Linked DNA regions of Homo sapiens: region 1 is linked to region 2. Evidence: chromatin loops called from intact Hi-C (ENCODE). Cell type or tissue: psoas muscle. All regions are shown on one strand. Links, peaks and the distances in the headings refer to the core of each region. The heading gives the core; the rest is flanking DNA. Region 1 overlaps SLC24A3 (solute carrier family 24 member 3). Region 2 overlaps SLC24A3 (solute carrier family 24 member 3).

The links. A loop is a pair of places that touch in the nucleus more often than their neighbours do. Peaks named below come from ENCODE experiments on the same cell type or tissue, not always from the same donor. Only the 100,000 strongest peaks of a DNase experiment are listed, where the experiment ranks them.
Region 1: a loop joins it to region 2, with 2.7 times the contacts of the local background. A loop is called at or near these places in 10 of 110 quality-filtered maps.

What each region holds. Positions count from the first base shown.
Region 1 is chr20:19,281,148-19,284,066 of GRCh38, forward strand. The region is part of intron 2 of SLC24A3 (solute carrier family 24 member 3); the gene reads left to right. SLC24A3-AS1 (SLC24A3 antisense RNA 1) reads right to left here. Exons shown (of 8, transcript NR_024564.1): 2 at 1,992-2,068. Among named protein-coding and RNA genes, the nearest start is that of SLC24A3-AS1, 2.0 kb to the right of the region's middle. In psoas muscle, for the core only: no CTCF peak of the experiment used is centred there; no DNase peak of the experiment used is centred there.
Region 2 is chr20:19,215,922-19,218,840 of GRCh38, forward strand. The region is part of intron 1 of SLC24A3 (solute carrier family 24 member 3); the gene reads left to right. Among named protein-coding and RNA genes, the nearest start is that of SLC24A3, 4.7 kb to the left of the region's middle. In psoas muscle, for the core only: no CTCF peak of the experiment used is centred there; no DNase peak of the experiment used is centred there.

The DNA of each region.
Region 1 (2,919 bases), core at 227-2,726, 65 kb after region 2:
GAGCCAGCTGCTGTGTGTTTTCTTAGAATTTTAATCCAGAAAGCCTCCAAAGATGTTTAGGATGGGAGTCTAAGAAACTTTCAGGTGACATCCTGAGGGACTATTAAGTTGTGTTTTGACCTCTGTGTTCGTTTTCTACTGGAGCTGGGGGTAAGTCAGAGACAGTGACACTCCTGATGCGGTACTGAGATCAGATGTGGAGGCTGGTGCTGCCAAGTGAGAAACCAAGGCAGGAGCAGGATGGGTGAGGATATTTTGTGGTTACCTTTGCTTTGATTGCTTTGGTCCTCTTTGGCTGGTTTTTAATCAGGAACTTTGTTTCTATCACAGTAGAGACACAGGGATTGGGCCGGATCGTCACTCACGATGTTGAACTTCTTGGAAGAGGCGAATATTAATTTATTGGTTGTGAGATTTGATATCTATTATGCCATTCCCCAGAAATATATATGGAACATTCTATCTCTAATGTTACTAAACAGAAAAAGAAAACAAAGCAGATCAAAGGGAATGAGGAGCTGTGAGGACCCAGCCCACCAAGCCTCAGGGACGTGACAGGCATCCCTCTGGATGAATGAAGTCCCTGAAGGTTTAGACCTGGAGTCAGTAAACTTGTTCTGGAAAGGGCCAGACAGTAAATACTGTAGGCTTTGCAGGCCACATATCGCATCTGTAGTGTATTCTTAAAATAATTTTTTATAATGCTTTATCAATTTAAAAAGCATTCTTATCTCACAGGTTGTACCAAAACAGGCGGTGGGATGGAGTAGGTCTGTAGCCATATTTTGCTGCTTTGACTTGGACCTCGAAGCTCTCTGGGGCTTTCTGTCCTTGCCTGGTGGGGACTTGGCCTCATGTGTGCCACTGTCAAGGGCCCAGGAGCTCAATGACATGCTGATCCTACATCCAAAGGTCTGTCTCATCTTTAGTGTCAGCACGGAAGGATATAAACAATCTCCATTGCAGCCCAAACAACTACAGGCTGTTGAGTACAGAAGACATGTCAGAGAATTGCAGGTCTGCGATCTATTGGGAAGATGGGTGGGAGTGCCCTTCCCACCATACTTAGACTCTTAACAATCAGCTTTCAAGCAAAGCTGGAAAGAATTAAAAATAGTTATCTGCCCTGCCTCCACCACCACCACCAGAAAAACAAAAACAAAAACAAACAAAAAAAATACCCTATGTAGTCTATGTTCCTCAACCTGGAGAATCCAAGGGTTACTGTGGCTGTTGTTCCATGCTCACAAGGAGCATTTTTCACTTGAAAGTGAAGCAGCACATGGGCAGCTACGTGAGTTAGAAATGAAAATGGGTATGAAGGGTCCAAGTGCCCCACTGAGGGACTGAACCACGTGTACTTTAAGAAGCAGAGATTTCCAAGGACTAGCCTGAAAAGGCATAGCAGGGAAGGCACAGCTTCTGTGCCAAGAACAGATCTGGTCCTGTAGTCAAATAGTTTTCAACATCTTTCTCCAACTAATAAGCTAATTAGGATTAATCAGCTAATAGTATTAGAAAGCCCAGGTATCACTTCTGGTATGGGAAAGAATGGAATCAGACAGGACATGGTGACCAGCTCTGAGCATTAGGTTCAGCCATATGCAGAACCAGCAAGGATGGGGGGATTCTGTTCCCTGTTGCTGGGGTGTGTTTTGGGGGCAGGTGGTTGGTCTCTCTGTGAGTAGCATTGCTCACTGTATTGGGAAATACCGTTCTCAGAGTGACAGATGTAGAAGCATAAAGCACATTCAAAGTCATTCCAAGAGTGGAAATAACTCAGCCTCACAGATAGAAAAGAAAATGTCTAGGTAGATAAAAAGAACGTGAACCCGGGATCTGCCTGTGTTGGCAGGGGCCACACAGGGAAAGGGAGGAGAGGAAAGGCTTCAGGAGGAATATGGGAGGAAGCAAAAGCAAGCTGAGTCATGCTGCGAAAAGCAGGTCCAAAGGGAATATGGATCCAGGAGGGACAATCTTGATTTCCTTACCTGCAGACCAAAAGAACCGGGCTTGGTTTCTGAGGCCCTTGATTCAGAACCAAATTCCACAAGGAAGATGATCATGCCTGAAACAGGAGAAGTTCTGTTCAAATCCTAACACATCAAGGGCTGGGTCAGAGCCCACGTGCTTCATGAAGCTTGCTTGGACCACCCCAGACTGCAGCATTCTTTTCTGACTGCTGCTGGTATAAAATGTCTCCACATGTGCTGTTAAATATGGACATTCAATGGCAATTTCAATTCAAGTGAATTCAAACCAACTAAAATTAAATATTCAGATTCTCAGTTGCACCAACTACATGTCAAATACTCGATAGTTGGATCACAGATGACAGCACAGGTCCCAAAACATTTCCATCATCACAGAAAGAGCTATTGGACAGGGTGGTCAGAACTTGCAGTTGTCTTTGGATGTATCTCCTGTCTTTCCAGCCCAATTGCAAACATCTCAAGGGTGTAGAGCAAATATGTAAATCTGAGGGCCTTATCTCTACCCCGGGTCTTAGAGTCACACTGACCTGAAGCTGTGGACTTTGGCCAAATAGCCAGGTTCTCAGAGTCTCTGTGTGCTTCTCTAGAAGTTGACATCATCATTCTGATCTTTCATGATTGCTGTGAGAATTACTAATAAAGTGTGGACAGCTTAGTGCCCTGGGTTTGATGGCACTGTAGTAGGAGTGTATTCGTGAATTTCCCACCCTCTGTCCTGGGGCATCATTACGGGTGGGGCACAGTGCAAGATTCCTAGAGCAACATTCTCCAGCTACTCCCTGCAGAGCGAGTCTGTCAGCAGGCCACACCGCAGGTAGCTCAGGTCTAAACAGACCGTCATCTAGACAGGAGGCTTCAGTACCATCTTCCCATGTAGGCAAGCCCTGAAGACCTCAGGCTTGGCAATGAATGCCATCATCTCTGC
Region 2 (2,919 bases), core at 88-2,587:
CAGGAAGAATTAGTGCTGGAATCAAGAAATTCTAACAACAAAAGCAATAATAATAACTGGAATTTTGGTGGGCTCTTATGTGCCAGGCAATGCGCTATTCCCACCTTATAGGTATTGCTTTATTTAATCTGCAGACACTCTTTTCGGAGGCATGAGCCTTCAGTGGTGGAAAGCAATGAGCTCTAGTTGCCCTATTTAGTTGTTATGGATGAAGATCTCATTTTTGATCTCTGTTTTCAAAGCCAATTAAAATAAGGTGTTAGATTTGCTGAGGAGGATTTTCTTTCCTTTTTGCAATGAGAATAGATTACTTTTGTGTATTTTGAGTGGTTTAAAAGTGTTATATTTTTCTTTGACATGAACTACCCAGCCATTTTTTTTCCAGAAGTAGTGTGGATAAAGCCCAGGGATTCTAACTGAGGAGTAATTCTAGACTTTCTCTCTAGAAGGTTCTCAGGGAGGTCAATAGTAATTAAGAAAAAATATACACCAGCCTAGGCAACATAGTAAGACCCCATCTCTTAAAAAATTTTTTTTAATTAGCTGGGTGTGGTGGTGCATTCCTGTAATCCCAGCTACTCAGAGTCTCAGGCAGCAGGATTGTTTGAGCCCAGAAGACTGAGGTTGCAGTGAGCCATCATTGTACCACTGTACCCCAGCCTGGGCAACAGAGTGAGACCCTGTCTCAAAAACAGAAAAAAAGGAAAAAAAGAAAAAAATTACACACACATGCATGTACATATACACACACATATGTACATATACCTATGTGCATGAATGTATGTATGTATTTATGTATATACTTTGAGCTACTTTCTATACTAGTTGCTATTGCTGCATAACAAGTCACCCCAAAAGTTAGTGGTGTAAAACAGCCACTTAATTTTTTTTGCTTATGGATACTTTGGGTCAGGAATTTGGATGGGGGTAATGGGGCTGGCTTGTCTCTGCTCCACTACATCTGGTACCTCAGCTGGAAAGATTGCAAAGCTGGGTGGCTTGACAGCTGCATCTGGAGTCATCTGAAGCAACACCTCTCCCATGCCTGGGGTCGATGTGGCTCTTCACTGGACCCTCAGAGCTGGGCTGCCAACCAGAACACCCACACGTGGCCTCTCCATGCGATCTCTTTATGTGGCTCACTTTGAACTCCCTGAGAGCATGACATCTGGGTCGCAAGGGCGGATATCCCAAAAGGACAAGGTGAAAGATGGCATGTTTATATCCTAGCCTCATAAGTCACAGTCACAGAATGTCATTTTCGCTATTTTCTGTTAGTCAAAGCAGCGTTAGATGTCAGCCCACGTTGAAGGAGAAGGGCATAGATACCAGCAGTCATTCAGTGGAGGAGTGTAGGGTCACATTATAAGAGCCTCTGCTGTGGGAGATACTGCTGTGTCTGCCTTTTTAAAAACCCAAGGATCTGAAGGGATCATAACTTGGTAGTGAATGTAGACATTTCCCAAGGTGGCTAAGGTGAATGCCACATATGCATACATACAAACATATATAGACAAACATACACACAGACGTATGTATGTATGCATATATTATCTTTGAAATATCTTCCATTCATGAAAATATTGCTGCTTATTTTAGCTGGTGTGGGGTCTAGAAGTGGTATTTGAAAAGGAGGTTGCAGTGGGTATTTGAACTGCAAATTTAAATTGCAGAGCTGAGAGCCCGTCTTTGCCTTTGTGGCTGCCGATTCCTCCTATGGCAAATGACCACAGCTGTTGAATCCTTCTTATGGCTCAGTGTGAGGACTGCTGGAATCTCCAGCTTTGTTTCCCTCTTCTATTTCCATGCATCCCCACTCTGGTTTTTCCTCTGCTCCTCAAAAGGTCTATGATTCTTCCGATCTCAGATTCCTGGCGCTTGCTGGTCCCACTGTCTGGACTGCTTTGTCCACCATGGCTAGTGAATTCCTCACTACCTGGCTCGAGATCTTCCTGAATAGACTGGGTCCCTCCATTTCTCTGAATACACCATATGTTCCCTTCATAGCATTTATCACAGTTGGTAATTATGTGTTTATTTGGTCATGATTTGGGTGATATCTCCTCTTCCCCAGATTCTAGGGTCCAGGAGGTCAGGGACCCTATGAACTTTCCGTACCTCTGTACCCCAGTCACTGGCCCCATAGTAGGAGCTCAGAAGATATATAAATATCTTAAATATAGAGGCAAATATAAAAGGTATTTGGTAAATAAAGACGCTCTTTTGATCGCTGAACTACAGTGCCTGTGATAAAAGTAGTCATCCTGTGTTAGGAGCCCATCAGCTGACATGGATTTTATTGTCATGATTTATTAGGTTGGCGCAAAACTAACTGCAGGTTTTGCCATTGATAATAGAATTCTGCTCTCAGTCCAGCAGATTCGATATCATTACCCATTTCTCATGGGATAGCACTGAGCTGAAGAAAGGTGGAGTGCAGTGCCTAGTGTCTGTTAAGTGGAGGGATTTGAACCCAAGTCCACCTACATCAGGGCTGCATGCTGCTGCGTTTTCCAGCCTCTGTGGAGGAGGACATGAATAGAAGACGGGGAATCACCCTGCCTTTTTCAGTTAACTGAGGAGTAAGGAGTAACAGAAGGTTGGTTTCATAGAAGCAGTATTTTAGAAACACATTGCTTTTCAACCTTTTCTATTTTTTGCATAAACATATATAGATATGTCTCTTTCCTCTTGGCTTTTCTTAGCTTCTCATCAACCCAGATTTTTCTCAAAGATTTCCTCCACTTGCAAGCCTCAAATCCTTGTGGGAAGCTTTTTTTTTTTTTCTTCACCCTGGAGGGTTGGTGAAGCTAAAAGAATTGCAAAACTAGATATTTGCTGAAAATTCCAAGGCCTGGTGGAAGATGGCTGATAGGACAAAATTTTGGCAATTTTCTTTTTCTGTATGGAGGTTTCTTT